2 separate regions of the Homo sapiens genome follow, and region 1 is linked to region 2. Evidence: read pairs that join two places in POLR2A ChIA-PET (ENCODE). Cell type or tissue: Panc1. All regions are shown on one strand.

Region 1 (8,000 bases), 260 kb after region 2:
GATGGGGTTTCACTATGTTGCCCAGGCTGGTCTCAAACTCCTTAACCTCCCAAAGTGCTGAGATTATAGGCGTGAGCCACCATACCTGGCCTGTCTCTTGATTTTGACCTGCTCACCGGCACAGCCATACCCTGACTCGGAAGCACACCCAAGCACAGGCCCATCCTAGCAGTCACACACTCCTGGTCACCTCTGCCCTCACCCTCACAGCCTCCCAAGGGCAGTGCTCACAGGCACAGGGTCACCCCAGCGTGAGAGCCAGGGCAGTGCTCACAGGCACAGGGTCACCCCAGCGTGACAGCCAGGCATACACACAGAGACAGAGGTTCCCACGGGGCCACTGCATGGCCAGGATGCACACAGACACCGCAACATGGATAACACATGCAGTCTCCCTCACAAGGGCAAATGGGCGGGCACTCACAGATACACATGAACACAAGCAGGGCACAAACAAGTGATGTGTGACACATGGGACTGCACTGTCACAGGCTGGAATCCTCACACACAGAACTAAATGCACACATGCACACACACAACCAGCTACACATCCTCAAGCACCTCCGGCTCCCCAGGCCTCACCATCTCCCTCAGCTCTGTCTCCAAGTCACTCTTCTCCACGCAGAGTTTCTCGTAGGCCTGGATCATCTCTCCAAGCTGTTCTTCCTGCTCCTTGTTCTTCTGTAACTGGATGAGGCCCAGAGGGCCCCACCACAGGGTCAGTCCCACACTGGACTTGGAGTTGGAGAGCTCCCTGCACCTCCCCACCCCCACTCCCAGCACCCTATGGAGGGGCAGGAGGAGCTGCAGCTGGGCTTAGGGAGGACCTGGCCATCTCTAATCAAAGGGCAGAGGCCAGATGCTGGGGGGTGTGGAGGGAAGGGTATCAGAAACAGACTGGAGCAAGATGCTCAGGGGGTGCGCCCAGCCTGGTAGGCTCACCTCATGCTGGAACTGGTTGAGCCGTTGCTGCAGGCTGACCTTCTCCACCTCCAGCAGGGAGCCATCCTTGATTTCATACAGAGAAAAGCCATGCTCCTCTCCAAAGTCACTGATCAGTGGGTACTGCAGGTGGGGTGGAGCTTCAGGAGAGTGGATTCCCGGGTGCCCAGCCCAGGCCTCAGCCTGGCTGTGCCCCCAACCCACAACCTGCCTCAGACCTTTGACCCTCCTTCTCCTTGGCTAGTGGGATCCCAATTCCCATGGGTCTGTAGCCATCTCCCACCCACCGGATCTGTTTTAGATCCCAGATCCAGCCCTTCTGAAGCCAACAGGAGACAGTTCGCATCCGGAACAGCCACGTCTCTCATGGGAGACCCTCAAGTTCCCAAGAGTCTGCACAGTGACCCCTCTTTTGGATCCCTGGTATCTACCAGATTCCCAGTCCCCCTCCCCATCCCATACACTCTATCAGGCGCCCTCCTCTCCAAGTTCTGACCTTGATCTCGTAGACTTTGAGGCGGCGTCGGAGGGTGGCGTTCTCCCTCTCCAGGCCCCCCAGCCGTTCCTTGATGTCTCCGTAAGCAGTGATGAGGGCAAAGTGGGAGGCGGAGCACATGTCGCCCCCAAGCGAGGGGTCTCCGGGACTGTCCAGCCACACCTCACTAGGCCCCAGGGCCTCCTGCGTCAGGATGCTGATGTCGTCCTCGAACATGGACTCCATGGTGAGGGCCGGGCCGCGGCCCACACGGGGCCTCCTAGGAGAGCAGGAGCAACCGTGGACAGGGCCGTCTGTCTAGGGTTTGTCCCTGGTACCCCTCTCCCTGGCTCTGCACTCCCTGGGGCCGGCTAAGATGCAACCCAGAAACTTCCTGCCCCGAGCTCAGCAGGGACTCCCATGGCCCCTTCCCAGACTCCTCAGCCCCATCCTCTCTGCCGCCTTGGGGAAAAGGGGCTGGAACCAGGTGAAGACCCCGCTGCCAGGGTGTTGACAAGTAGGGACAAGTAAGCCAGGCCGGCAGCAGGGGCAGGCTCCTGCCAGAACCCAGGGAGACCTGTGGATGGGAGAGGGCTGCCTTCCCAGCCGGGCCCGGCCCATTCCTCCGCGCTTCTCCACCCCAGGCCTTACTTCCCCAAATACCTCGCCGCCAAGCTCCTCAGCCTGGGCCTCTGGCACCCCAGCTCCTCCCCAAGGAAGGCCCAGAGCTGCGCGAGGGTCGGCCCCTCCACAGTCGGCACGCCCTCGGCTGCACCCCCGCCCAACTTCCCCACTTCCTCCCGCAGGATCCCAGAGTTCAGGAAAAGGAAGCGCCTCCCCCGGGCGCACCGGGGCTGTGGCAGCGGTCCAGGACCCCTTGGCCCCTGACCTGGGACCCACAGGAAGTCCTTGGCTGAGTGTTACGGGGCGCAAACTGGGGAAGGGGACCCAGGTGGAAGGGGACGCGAACGAATTCCCAAGGCTGTCTCAGGGTGCCCGCGCACCGGGAAATGGGGAACCCTACGAGGGGGCAGGAATGACTCAGGCTCCCGAAAGCAGGAGTAGGCAGTGAGGGGGTGCGTGTGTACTTCTCTCGGGCCTGGTTATGAATGTGTGTCTGGGGTTGGCGTATGGGGGGAGTGTGCGTCTGTGAATGAGTGTAGGTGTGTCAGTCAATGAGTGCCTTCGGGGTCGCAGGGGCGTCGGGACGGAGTGGGGCAGCGACCAGGAGGCTGGTGTGTGCACGCGTGCGTGAGCGCGTGGGCAGGGTGGCACGTCCGGGCCGCGTGTCACGTGAGACGCGAGGGGACTGTCCGAGGTGTGTGCGCGCGCTGGAGCGTTATGTGCACCCCGGAGAGGGGGCTCGGCAGGGAGCTGTGAGTTCAGACAGCGGGGCCCCCAGGTCGGGCTGCAGGAGCTTGGGGTGCAAAGGGCTCCGGCGCAGGCTCCAATTCAATCCACCCCCCCCCCTCCGCCACCCACAGGCCCATCTAAGTGCCAGGGAAACGCGAGTGACTGGGTCTGAGTAAGGAGTGTGTGCGCGCGTTTGTAGGGCCGGCCCCACCTTTAACCCTCTCCTTCCCACGCCATCCCCTCCCCCCAGCTCCGCGCGCCAGCGCTTACCACACCCCCCCAGACCCCCGCCCGCCCCTCTGCGCCCACCCCGCTGGCGGGGCTCTGTCCCCGAGGCCGCACCACAAATGCCTCCTTCCTCCGCATTCCTCTCTGGGCCCAGCGCCCGGGTGAGCGCAATGGAAGGCGGCTGGGGAAGGGGTGAGTGCCTCTGTCGGCCCGGGCCCCTCCTGCGGCCCCTTTAAGAGCCGCCCTTTAAACCCCTTTCGCTCGGCCGACAGAAATTGTCGCCCCTCCCCTCTCGGGGGCCGAGACCACGCAGCCCCCTCCCCCACAACCGGCCGAGCCCTGGGCCCCCGGACACCCTCTCGGGGCCGGGGAAGGGGCTCCGGGAGTGGCGCGGCCTGAGGAACGGCGGCGGAGGGGGACGCGAGGGGATGAGGGCGGCCGACACCGGACCCCTTCCCTCCCAGCCATCCCGTGCGGCTGCCAGCCGCCCTCCTGCCGCCTCCTCCTGCCCACCCCGCGACCCCTGGGGCCCAGCCCGGGCGCCGCTCCCCTCCCCCAGCCCTAGCCCCAGCCGGGGACTCACAGCTGCTGCCGGTTCCTGCTTGTAATCGCAGCTTACCCCCTCCGCCTGCTCCCTCCCCAAACGGGCACCAGTGCCCCCACCCCCCTGGTACCGCGCTCTGCTCCTCGCCCTGTCGCCGCCGCCGGGTCTCTCCCCACCCCCCACCCCTCCCCCCAACCCCCTCCCTCCCGTCCGCCCCGCTCCTCCTCCGCCGCCGCCGCCTCCTCCGCCTCCTCCTCCCCGGCTGCTCCGGGTTTCTCCAGCTGGGAAGGCGCCCCGGACCCCGCCGCTGCCACCACCACGTGGCGAGAGGCGGCGGCCCCTACGGTGCGGCCCTTCCTGGCAGCGCGCCCGGAGCCCACCGGCTCCCTGCGGCGCCAGCGGCCCGCGCTGGCGCCCCCTCCCCGACGCCTCCCGGCGCAGTGTGGCGTGGTGGCGTGTGTTGGGGGCGTCTGCGGTCAGTGCAGGGGCCCGGCTGATGCTTTGGTTGTTTTGGTTGTTTAGTTATGGGCTGTATATTTGGGGAGGAAGTGGGGCTATTTATCTGGCTTTTTTTTTTTTTTTTTGGTCTTTGCGCTTTTGAGAAGGAAATCATTAGACCTGCTCTTCGTTGCTCTTGGTAAAAGGGGCATTGCTGCGATAAATACATTGAACATAGGGTACAGAGAGATTAAAGCTGTAACTTCTTTGGAAGTGAGAGTAAACTAAGGAGGTCAAAGATTCATTCATGAAGAAGGACAGCCATCTCCCTCCCCACACACCACTCCCCGGCCACCCTCAAGTACCCACAGGTCAGGGAAATGAAGAAACAACAGATGTCACCCTGTGCACAAAGATTATTTGAGCACCTGCCAAACTGCTGGGCAAGAGAAACAAGTTTTTTGCTACTTTCCTGCTGTGTGACCTTGGGCAAGTTACCTTAACCTTTCTAAGCTGGAGATCATGCCCCACCTAAGCACTCTCATGGAGGAAGAATGGGGATCAGAACTAAATACAGCAGCCTGCGAATGCTCAGGAAGTGTTAACGATGTCATTTTGAGTATTGCCTGGTGGATTAAATAATGTGGACAGAGGCATGGTCAGCCTAGCTGCAGGTAGAGAATGATCAGGGGAACCCTGGAGCACTCTGGCTGAAGAGCATCCTCTGTGGACAGGGAGGCAAAGCCCGGAAGCAGGGGATAAGCTGGGCGGGGGCTTTTGGCAGATTCAGCCTTAGCTGCGAAGACTGCTGGGAACCTGAGCCTACCTTTTTGGCTCCTGAGGTGGGATGGGGGTGGGAATCTCCGAGGGGGAGGATGGAAGGAAAAGGTTTCTTGCTCTCTCTGAGCTTTGAAAAGCAGCAGCTGCCATCTTTCCTCACTGCTGGGAGAAAATTGGACTGAGAGGTGAGCTTCTACCAGGAGAGCCAGCCAGAGCTCTAGACTCATTCTCTTCATAGAAGGGGGGATTCTCAGTGGCTTCCTTCCTCCTCCTCCTGCTGGGTTCCCTTTCAGTCTTTCCTGCCAGCACTGGCTCCCGTTTGTAGTCCAGAACAGGAAGGCAGGTCAGCCACTTGTTCTCTGAGGCACTAGCTTTCTCTGAACCATGTGGGATGACCTATCTACCCTCTAGATATGAAGGCAAACCAGTGGGGACATCTGTCACCCCACTAATCCCAAGGGCTAGGCAGATGTTCCTTTCCCTAGTACTCCCCAAGATCTCTTCTGAAGCAAGGGACCAGGCAAAAGATTGGAGGCTAGACTAGGAGGTGTAGGGTTGTCTCTGGGACCCTCGGTGACCTTGGACTTGGCCACAAACAGGACCCATAAGACCAACTGGCAAGCCCTCCCTCACTGGAAAAAGGGGTCCCAGGACCCTCTAAGCACACACTGTCTGGGATGAGTCATCAGCCCCCTGCTGCTGCTTGGATGCTCAGGGCCTAATTGAGTCACCTGGCAGGGTGCAGCCAAATGCTTCTATCCTTGGTTCTAGGTGGTTGGTGGCAAAAGTCCATTAGGCCTGGTTTAGGTGCCCTAAAATCCTCCCCCTCCCCCAATCTGGACCTGATCTCATTGCATTCTCCATTTCTAGTTCTGCTGCTCATACCAGGCAGTTCTGAGAGCAGAGATTATATCCCATCCATCCTTGTATTCTAAGGTGCCCTGAGGGTTGGTACCTGCTCGTTGTATATTTATTCGGCAAAGATTTCTTGAACATCTATTATGTGCTGGGTGCTGAGAATACAGTGCTGAACATGTCTCTGACAGGTATACATGTCTCTTGCTCTCTTAGAGCTTGCAGTATGGTAGAGAAGTCAGAAAAATAAAAAGATGAATAAGTAAAACCACTAGAAATTGTGATAAAGGACCAGGCACAGTGGCTCATGCCTGTAATCCCAGCACTTTGTGGGGCTGAGGCAGGCAGATCACCTGAGGTCAGGACTTTGAGACCAGCCTGACCAACATGGTGAAACCCGTCTCTACTAAACATGCAAAAATTAGCCAGGCATGACGGTGGGTCCCTGTAATCCCAGCTACTCGGGAGGCTGAGGCAGAAGAATTGCTTGAACCCAGGAGGTAGAGGTTGCAGTGAACCGAGGTGACCCCATTGCACTCCAGCCTGGGTGACAAGAGCGAAACTCCGTCTCAAAAAAAAGAAAGAAGGAAAGAAGGAAGGAAGGAAATTGTGATAAAGGATAAAAAGAAACACCAAGGGGCAGTACTAGAGAAGAATGGGAGGATGGGATCTGCTTCACAGTATTCAGAGAAGGTCTCCTTGATGAGCTCTTACAATTTTTTTTTTTTAAAAGACAGGGTCTTTCTCTGGCGCCCAGGCTGGAGTGCAGTGGTGCAATTTTGGCTCACTGCAGCTTCGCCCTCCTGGGCTAAGGTGATCCTCCCACCTCAGTCTCCAGGCGTGGTGGCTTGCGCCTCAGCTGGGACTACAGGCGTATGCCACACGCCCGGCTAATTTTTGTATTTTTTGTAGAGACAAGGTTTCACCATGTAGCCCAGGCTGCTCTCAAAATCCTGGGTTCAAGCCATCCACCTGCCTCGGCCTCCCAAAGTGCTGTGATTACAGGCATGAGCCACCGCACCTGGCTAAGCTAAATCTTAAAAGAGTAAGAAAGTATGTTCTTTGTTGAATGAATAAATAAATGAGGCAGTGTGACTTAAGACTACTTCACTTTTCTAGGCCTGTTTCCTCATCTGAGAAAGCTGAACATTGGTCTGAATACCCTTTTTATTTTTATTTTTATTTTTTTATGAGACGGAGTCTCGCTCTGTCACCCAGGCTGGAGTGCAGTGGCGTGGTCTCCGCTCACTGCAAGCTCCGCCTCCCAGGTTCATGCCATTCTCCTGCCTCAGCCTCCTGAGTAGCTGGAACTACAGGCGCCCGCCACCACGCCCAGCTAATTTTTTGTATTTTTAGTAGAGATGGGGTCTCGATCTCCTGACCTCGTGATCCGCCTGCCTCGGCATTCCAAAGTGCTGGGATTACAGGCGTGAGACACCATGCCCAGCTGGTCTGAATCCCTTTTAAGAGCCCCTGGTATTGGCAGGGCTCATCATGGTGGAGACAATAATAGGGGAGATGGTGAAGGGGATAGGAGCCACAGTGGGAGGACAGTGGGGAAAGTGGTGGACAGTGGTCAGGCATGAGTTGTAAAACATTTCTAAATGGCCTTCACAGGTGTGATAACAGAGGACCCACCTCCAATCGTTAAGGTAGGAGAGACAGTGCAAATGCAGGCCCCCAGAGCCAGGCCCTGCCAGTGTTTCCTCCTTGGAAACCACCAGGGAGACTCTCCCACTCCCATGACTCTTGCTCTGGAGGCTGTCTTTCCTGTCCCATTATTGCCTGAAAAGAGTAGGAGGAGGTGACATTAGCAGCCAGTTAAAGAGGCTGAATCAAAATAAAACCCAGATGACTCAAATGGAACCCTGGCGGGCAGGAAAATTGATTAGCCCCATGTGACTGCAGGATCTAGGTGCCACCTTCGCCCTCCAGTTCCAGACCCTAGAAAGTGGGCCATTCACCATGCAAGCATCCTGGGACTCCAACTGCAGCTGCAGGTGTTCCATCAGATGGGAGGGTAGGGCAGTGGTAGAAAGACATTCCTTCACCACGTCCCCAAATTCCTGTGGAGGTAATGCAGAGCCCCTAATTGAATTAGTAGGGTTTGGGAAGGAATAGAGTGGTTTTTTTTTTTTTTTTTTTTGAGACGGAGTTTCACTCTTGTTGCCCTGGCTGGAGTGCAATGGCACCATCGCGGCTCACCGCAGCCTCCACCTCCCGGGTTCAAGCAATTCTCCTGCCTCAGTCTCCCGAGTAGCTGGGATTACAGGCATGTGCCACCATGCCTGGCTAATTTTGTATTTTTAGTAGAGATGGGGTTTCTCCATGTTGGTCAGGCTGGTCTCAAACTCCCAACCTCAGGTGATCCCCCACCTCAGCCTC
Region 2 (8,000 bases):
CACTGCACCTGGTGTAGCCCACCAGAGACTGATCTTTGGTCTTGCCCCACCTGTCACCTCGACCAGGCTGGACACCCCCAGGATCTCCAATCTCCTGGCCTTCCAGAGAATGGGGAGAGCTGAGGAGAATGGCAGCACCTCTCTTCTCCGTGTTTTAGGGAAGAAATGTCCCTGAAGCCTAGATCTACTTGCTGGGCAGAGATCTGTAAAATGGGATGGATATGCCAGGCTGATTAGATTTGTAATGCAATGGGGCCCCATGGCTGTGTACCCCAAAAGGGCACCAAGGTCCTTGGGGCTCCCTTAGGTGAATTTAACTTGCTTTACTCAACAAGAACACATTTCTTGAGACGTGCACACTGCATGTATATAGCATGTTACACTTAAACCTAGTTTTAGAAAGGTGTGCTTAAAGGTGATTTTTTTTTTTTTTTAGACAGAGTTTCACTCTTGTTGCCCAGGCTGGAGTGCAATGGTGCAGTCTCGCCTCACTGCAACCTCCGCCTCCCAGGTTCAAGTGATTCTCCTGCCTCAGCCTCCCAAGTAGCTGGGATTACAGGCATGCATCAAAATGCCTAGCTAATTTTGTATTTTTAGTAGAGATGGGGTTTCTCCATGTTGGACAGACTGGTCTCAAACTTCCGACCTCAGGTGATCTGCCTGCCTCAGTCTCCCAAAGTGCTGGGATTACAGGTGTGAGCCACTGTGCCTGGCCAAAGGTGAAAATTTTTATAAAGCAATAAAGTGGCCTGTACGTGAGGAGTTATATTCGTAGCTCACAGCCTTATCTCAAACTTTCCTCCCAGCCCTGCTCCTCCCAGAAATAAATGCCCTGAAGGCCAGGGGTTGTGCCTGACTTCCCAGGCTGGCCCCTCCCTGGTAATGCGCTAGGTCCTCACACCTGCACCTGGGACTGGTGGCACTTGGGAAGGGAGAGCCACAGGTAGGCCTGCCACGGCACTTATGGGGGCTCCTTCTCCAGTGTGGAGCCAAGAGAACAGGAATCTGCTCCCCTGGGCTCAGACATCAGAGAGGCTGGATCTCCGAGGCATGGGGAATTAGTACCTCCAGGGCAAGCCCTTCCTTCTATGGATGGGGAACGGGGAACTGACTCTGAGTTACCATCCCCCAGACCAAAGCCCATCCCACTAGCCTTCTGGTCTCTTCCCAACACCTGAGCTGGAAGGAGTTTTTGTCTTCTGAACCAGATATCCACTCTGAGTAGACGAGGCTTTTATAGAAAGTGACAGATCTAGGAGGCTGTGGGCACCTTTCTGGGACAGCTGTGTGTACTTTGCACTAGAGGTAGGGGACCTTACAAAATTATATCCTTCAATTCAAATCACCCCCCAGGGAGATGATAGCATGACAGCAAGCCAGCTGTGGCTGGAACCACAAGAAGGCAAATAAATGGGTTTTCTTGCACATTTACCTGCCCCAGGGAGAGTGGGACAAAGCAATTGGCTACATTAACAGTTTCTTTGGGTAAAAACAATGTTTCTGTTTCTCATTTGTGTTTTCGAGCTTGCATAAGTACCTACTGTATGTCTGGTCTGGATCAGTGATACATAATTCTGGGCTCTAAGAGCTAAAAGTCTGTAAGTGGAAACCAATCATGGTATATATATCATGTTAAATAGAAGTATATGAGCAGGTTCTATGGGAACACAGAAGGGGAAACAAGAAAACTCCTGGCGGGGTGGGAGGTGTGATCATTAATTCAGGTTCTGAGGGATGAAAAGAAGTTTCTCTTGGGTCGCACAGGTGATGGGGGGGACATTGTTACCCAAGAGCACAGCCAGCACTCCTAATCTCACCCTTCTAAGGCAGCCTCATGCCTACAAAGGCAGGCAGAGAAGAGCCTAGTGTTCAGGGAGAGTTGGCAGGGGTGGGTGTGCATGAGAGGAGGCTGCAGAGGCCCCATCCTAGGAGAGCCAGGCCAAGCGGGTTCTGCTGTGGGCTGTGGGGAGGCTTTGGAGGACTGTCCACCCAAGGACATTTTAAGGGAAGGGGGGCTATTTCAGATGGAGGAGAATACAAACCCAAGAGGCCATCAGAAGCTGGAGCGAGTAGAAGCAGGATTGGAAATGGGGGACAGCTTTAAGAGTTGGTGAGCTGGGATTTCAAATGTAACTTAGAGGGAGAGCCAGGGAAAGGGGGGATTTTATGCCTTTTCTCTACCCCGTGCCTCACCCTTTGCCTGACACGCACACCTGGTCCATGGAGGAAGGTAGCTGGTGGGTGGATTGGGCACCTAAGCTGGTAGCACTGGGCCCAGGAAGTGGCAGAGACACTGAGTATGTAGCAGATGTTTTCCACTCTCCAGCGATGCCCATCCGAGGGGAGAGAGAATGCAAGCGCAAATAGGACAGGCCACCTCCGGGTGGCTGCAAAACAACGCTCCCCAGACACGGAGCCATCTGCAAGAGCAGCCCTGGCTGAGCGCTGCACACAGCTTGGCCAATGGTGGGTTTGCAGGGGCAATGAGACTGCAGATCGGTGAGGACGAAGGCCCCTGTGCACACACACTCTACCCCTGTCCCCAACCGTGTGCCCATCCCCTGCCTTCTTGCCCTTCCTTCTCTTCCAGACTCACTAGGGACCCATCTCTCCTTTCCTTGAGAACTTGCTCCAGGTTTTGCCAACTTTATAATACCCAGGAAGGCCCTTTCAATAGACTGCTGGACATCTGGGAGGAGTTGAAGCCAGTGGCACTTTGCTAGTGGGGACACTGGCACAGGTCTCTTTGAGAGTCTGATAAAAGTATAATCTATGCAGAAAAAGCAATGCCCCTCTGCCCACAAACACGGAATTCTGCATAAGATCTCAAGGGCCTTGAAGCCCACCTCCAAGCAAAGTGGGAGAGGGATGACAATGTTTGAGGTTGTGGTGGGTCTGGAGAGCCTGGCCCGAGGAGAGGCTGTGCCCTTTTTTTTTTTCTCCCTAGGGAGATTTTTGAAGAGGGGCTCTTCAGGTCAGGAGGAAGCCACAGCCCCCAACCCAGTCCCCACTTTGAGGCTTGAGGCAGGGGAGGGACAGCCTGGGAACCGGTCTGCCAACCAGTTTAACCGGGACTGGTTTCGACTCAGGGAGTTCAAAGGAAGCTGGGGTGCACCCCGTCCTACCCAGCCTGCCAATGGAAGCAGCAGCCCTTAACTCTTTCCTGGTTGTGCCCTGGGCAACATCCAGGTGGTGGTCCATGCTGGAGAGGGGTCTGCGCCTCCTCAGAAGATGAAATGGGTGGGGTGACCCTGGCTATAGCTGGGAAGTGCAACCAGACACCCAAGAGTGGGGAAACTGAGCGAGAGCCTCCTGTGCTCCCTGACCCCAGATCTCCCTTGGGATTCCCTCCTCCTGCGTGGCGGTCCCTGGAGAACCCTGGCTTCTGGGTGGATGCAGGGGCGCTGGGATTGGATTTCTGGCATGATGAATATTCATCAGCTTGAGCCGGCCTCTGCTTCTGTTTACTTAGCCGGGAGGGGCTGGGTTTCAGGTTCACCTTGACTCCAGGAGCTGCAGCAGAGCAGGTAACAGCTCTTGCACCTGTTTCTCTTGCACCTGACGTGCAGCTGCTCCTACCCACCTCTCCTGGCTGAGCCTTGCCTGATACAGCAGCCCGGAGGCACCACTTGCTTCCCGAGTCTCACCCTCCCAGGCAGCTCCTACACTCAACTGCTTCTCTAGGAAAGGTCTCACCTCCAGCCTGGAGCAGTCGGGATTACAGGTACAGGCAGAGGGCTGGTGGGTGGGGAAACCAAGGCATAGACCCCAGTCAGAGCACCTGGTTCTGCCTCCAGGGCTGACAAGCCCAGCAGGAAAGAGGAACCCAGGCCTCTAACCTGGTCTCCACTCAAGACTCATCCCACTGGCCTCTTGGAGTCAATCCAGGCCTCCAACAGAGCTCCTGCTGAGTAGTTTTCTGTTAACCCTTGCTGAACTGGAGCCCACCCTTCTGACCCCCCAGTCTGGAGCATTTTTCCAGCTGTCTGGTAGGAACATCTCCCCATTCCTATCCAGGGTACCCCTGTCTCATCCTGCAGGCCCCCTAAGTGCCATTGGGGCCCTGCAGAGGGATGGGGGAGGGAGTTCTGGGGTTTTGTCTTACAACATATTAGCTGACTTGCTTCCCCTATCTGTCCCCCTGCCCCTCCACCTCTGCCCCAGTCAATGGTTAACTTGACCCAGCTCAGGAGGGGCCTGGCTCAGTCTGGGCAAAGCCCTTCAGAGCAGCTCACAGAACCCAGCTGGTATGGAGGGGCCTCTCCTGGGACACCCATGTGCATGCTATAGCGCTGGCCACCAAAGACAGGGGGTGGCAGGCTGTCCCATGAGGCCTTTCATGGCCCCAAAGCTGTGCAAACAGCAGAGGTGAAGCTGGCATCCTCAGGGGCTGATTTCCATCATCCCTGGATTGCAAGGCCCCAGGGCAAGGGCCCAGCCCTTAGCTCGGCCAGCTCAGGAACCTGCACGAGCTAACTGCAGGGCCCACCATGTGTCACTAAATGCTGGGTCTGTTTGAAGTCCCAAGCACCTGCCCCCACTCCCCCAACCCCTTTCAGCCCTCTGTGGTGAGGCACAGGCAGGCGGTTGTAGATATCTTGTTCTTTGCAACTTTGAGAAACTGGGAAGTTTGGATATCACATCACCTTTTTTGTTTGCTTGTTTTTAAAGCAAATCAGATTTTACACTATCTTTTATGATGACTATTTACAGATCCTACAGCTGGGTTATTTTGTAAAACAAAGAATAGTCGGCTAATTTTTCCATTTTGCAAACTCAGATTTCCATAAGTCAGGCTTGCTAATGGGGCAAACACCTGCTTACTGGTCCCCACATGTCCTCCTGGGCAGAAGAGACAGGAAGGCCTGGCAAAAAGGGTATTCTCTTTTTTTGTTGTTGTTGTTTTTTGAGAAAAGAGTCTCACTGTGTCGCCCAGGCTGGAATGCAGTGGCATGATCTCAGCTCACTGCAACCTCTGCCTCCTGGGTTCAAGGGATTCTCGTGCCTCAGCCTCCCGAGTAGCTGGGACTACAGGCATATGACACAACATCCGCCTAATTTTTTGTGTTTTTGTGTTTTTAGTAGAGATGGGGTTCCCCCATGTTGGTCAGGCTGGTCTTGAACTCCTGGCCTCAAGCAATCCTCCTGCCTCAGCCTCCCAAAGTGCTGGGATTATAGTTTGAGCCACTGCACCTGGCCTCTGGCAGAGTATTCTAGAGAGACCAGAGTACAAGGCTAGGATGCAAGGGCACCAGAGTTGATGCCTTGGTGGAGGCCCCAGGGCAGGGCACAAGGGCTGTTCCCATCTCTACAGTTTGCTGAGAAGTTCCTCGTGATCTGTGGCTCCCTTTATGCCAAGGAGAGTTAAGCCCCAGGTTTGCCAACTTGAAATACCTGTTAAAACAGGTGAATTTTAATGGCACAGGCAGAAGCCCTTTTCTCTCTGGAGCTAGAAAATCTGGTGGTTATGATAGTCTCAGGAGCTGGATCTTCTGTTTTTCCATTCCCCAAGTTCCTTGGCAGCCCCAAATGGGCAGTGGTGGGGCTGTGGGCCTCATTCCAGACAAGGCAGTGACTCGGGCACCCACAGACCAAGCAAGTGCCCTGTTCCTCCTTCTCTGCTCTCCCCCACCTCCTTCCAGAAACCCATTCTGGAACACTAAGTTCTGTACAAGGCTGTGCTAAGCCCAGGTGGGGCAAGCTGCCAAAACAAACCTCTCAGGCTGTCCCTAGGTGTGCTCACCTCTCCAGGGTGCCCTGGAAGTATTTATGGAGCCCCTCTCACTGCTCCTTCACTTTCTGAGCGGGAGCTGCACAAGATCTCCCCTCAGCTTCTCTTGCTACTTGAGCCCAGCTAAAGGGACAGAGCTGGCAATGTGGGAGCTGCTTCCCAGACAGAGAGGTGGGAAGGAATCCACCGGCTGTGTGCTCTGAGGGAGGGGGTGGGGAGCAGGAGACCAGAGCACGAGGGGTATGGATGCAGGCATTCAGCTCATCGTAAAGTCTAGGCCTGCGTCGTGCTCTCCTCTTTCCTAAATTTGATATGCTCCCCCACCCCTAAAATAATCTATACTCATCATGGAAATTCCAGAAATCAGAAAACTAGAGAAGAGAAAGCATCCTCTACTCCTACATAAAGAAAGGCACTATTGGGCTGGGCACAGTGGCTCATGCCTGTAATCCCAGCACTTTGGGAGGCCGAGGTGGGTGGATCACCTGAGGTCAGGAGTTCGAGACCAGCCTGACCAACATGGAGAAACCCCGTCTCTACTAAAAATACAAAATTAGCCGGGCGTGGTGGCGCATGCCTGTAATCCCAGCTCCTCGGGAGGCTGAAGCAGGAGAATCGCTTGAACCTGGGAGGTGGAGGTTGTGGTGAGCCGAGATCATGCCATTTTACTCCAGCCTGGGCAATAAGCAAGACTCTGTCTCAAAAAAAAAAAAAAGAAAAAAAAAAGGCACATCATTTGGAGTGTCTTTCTGGTCTTTTTCAAAAATGGAGTGAACACTTCCAGTTTTTAAAAGGAGGTGATACCCTCTAGCTTTCTGGTGTACACTGGCTGCGCCTTCCTTCCTGGGAGCTTTCACAGCCGGCAGCTAGGCATCCTGAGAACAAGACCACCGACCTCACCAGTCATCAGTGTTCCTCTACCTGTTCTGTCATTGATCTTCCTTCATCTAGCAGACTGTCATCTGCTTCTATCTTACATACCCCAGCAATCAATGATGTCCAGGCAACCTCCTCTCCGAGAAGTTCCGCTAGCTCATATAGTACCTTTGTGGAAATTAGTCAAAGGTGAGCCCCCAGGGAAGGCAGCTCCATGGCAGGACACATGGCCTGTGAGTGGAGAAGCCTGGATTTCAGCCCCAAGCCCCACCCTGCAAGGTACAACCTGTGATGACCATGTCTCCCCTGTACTTCTGGGATCCTTCTAACTGCTTTCTGCCTTTTTAGCTCCCCTTCCAACTCCTGTCCTTGTGGAAGCTTGGTGGGGAAAGGGAACCATCCCTTAGTAATTATTCCCATTATCGTAAGTTTTACTTTGCAATGCATGGTTACCTCTGTGGGCAGGGATTAACAGTAGAGCTAAATGCTAGTGCTGGATGGGATGGGTGAGGAAACTGAGGCCCAGAGAGGTGGTGGCTTGCCAGTGGTCATGAGGCTAGGACAGCCCCCAGGACTTCCCACTCCCAGCCTGAGGATCTGACTCCTGCCTTAGGAACAGCCCAGCAGTTACTTTAGCCCTGCTGGTCACCACTGGGAAGTTCAAATTGCTTGGAATGCCACTAATTATATTTAATTTTGTAATGAATTCCAAGCAAAATGCACAGGGTGTTTCCCTCCCTATGCTACCAGTCAATGGTCTGCCCATGCCTGGCAGCAGGGTCTGGTGGTATAGTGGGAAGTTTGGGAAGAGCATCAAAGGCCTGGATGCTGTGTGACTCAGGCAAGCTGTCCACCTGCCTGTGGCCCTGAGGGGCCTGGCAGGAATTATCTCAAAGCTCCTGACAACCCTGCAGGGCAATGGTGTGTGCCTGTCCCACTGCCTCTCTGTCTGGCGAGTGGCTTCCCTGTCTTGACCTTGACTTTGACCCTTTTCTTGTCTCACACTCTCCAAAAGCATTGTGTCACCCCACTGACCTGAATCTTGGGTTTATTCAGCCCTACCTTAAATTCTTTCTTTAATTCTTCTTCTTCTTCTTCTTTCTTTTTTTTTTTTTTTGAGATAGTCTCACTCTGTCACCCAGGCCGGAGTGCAGTGGCATGATCTCAGCTCACTGCAACCTCTGCCTCCCGGGTTCAAGTGGTTTTCCTGCCTCAGCCACCCGAGTAGCTGGGATTACAGGTGCGTGCCACTACGCCCAGCTAATTTTTGTATTTTTAGTAGAGCCGGGATTTCACCATGTTGGCCAGGCCTGTCTTGAACTCCTGGCCTTAGGTGATCCACCTGCCTTGGCCTCCCAAAGTGCCGGGATTATAGGCATGAAGAACCACGCCC

Evidence for each region. Peaks named below come from ENCODE experiments on the same cell type or tissue, not always from the same donor. Only the 100,000 strongest peaks of a DNase experiment are listed, where the experiment ranks them.
Region 1: POLR2A ChIA-PET joins it to region 2 with 11 read pairs; 2 of 35 experiments call an interaction of 5 or more read pairs at or near these places.

What each region holds. Positions count from the first base shown.
Region 1 is chr17:47,689,776-47,697,775 of GRCh38, reverse strand. It overlaps TBKBP1 (TBK1 binding protein 1), which reads right to left and starts at 3,615. Exons shown (of 10, transcript NM_001394755.1): 1 at 3,582-3,615; 2 at 1,439-1,697; 3 at 943-1,065; 4 at 583-687. The coding sequence starts at 1,663. RefSeq lists silencers at 2,015-2,174, 2,957-3,016, 3,267-3,396 and enhancers at 1,819-2,499, 2,500-3,179, 3,180-3,860. In Panc1, no CTCF peak of the experiment used is centred here; no DNase peak of the experiment used is centred here; H3K4me3 peaks cover 2,170 bases; H3K27ac peaks cover 716 bases.
Region 2 is chr17:47,953,381-47,961,380 of GRCh38, reverse strand. It overlaps PRR15L (proline rich 15 like), which reads left to right and starts at 3,498. Exons shown (of 2, transcript NM_024320.4): 1 at 3,498-3,724. RefSeq lists enhancers at 2,939-3,884, 3,885-4,830. In Panc1, no CTCF peak of the experiment used is centred here; no DNase peak of the experiment used is centred here.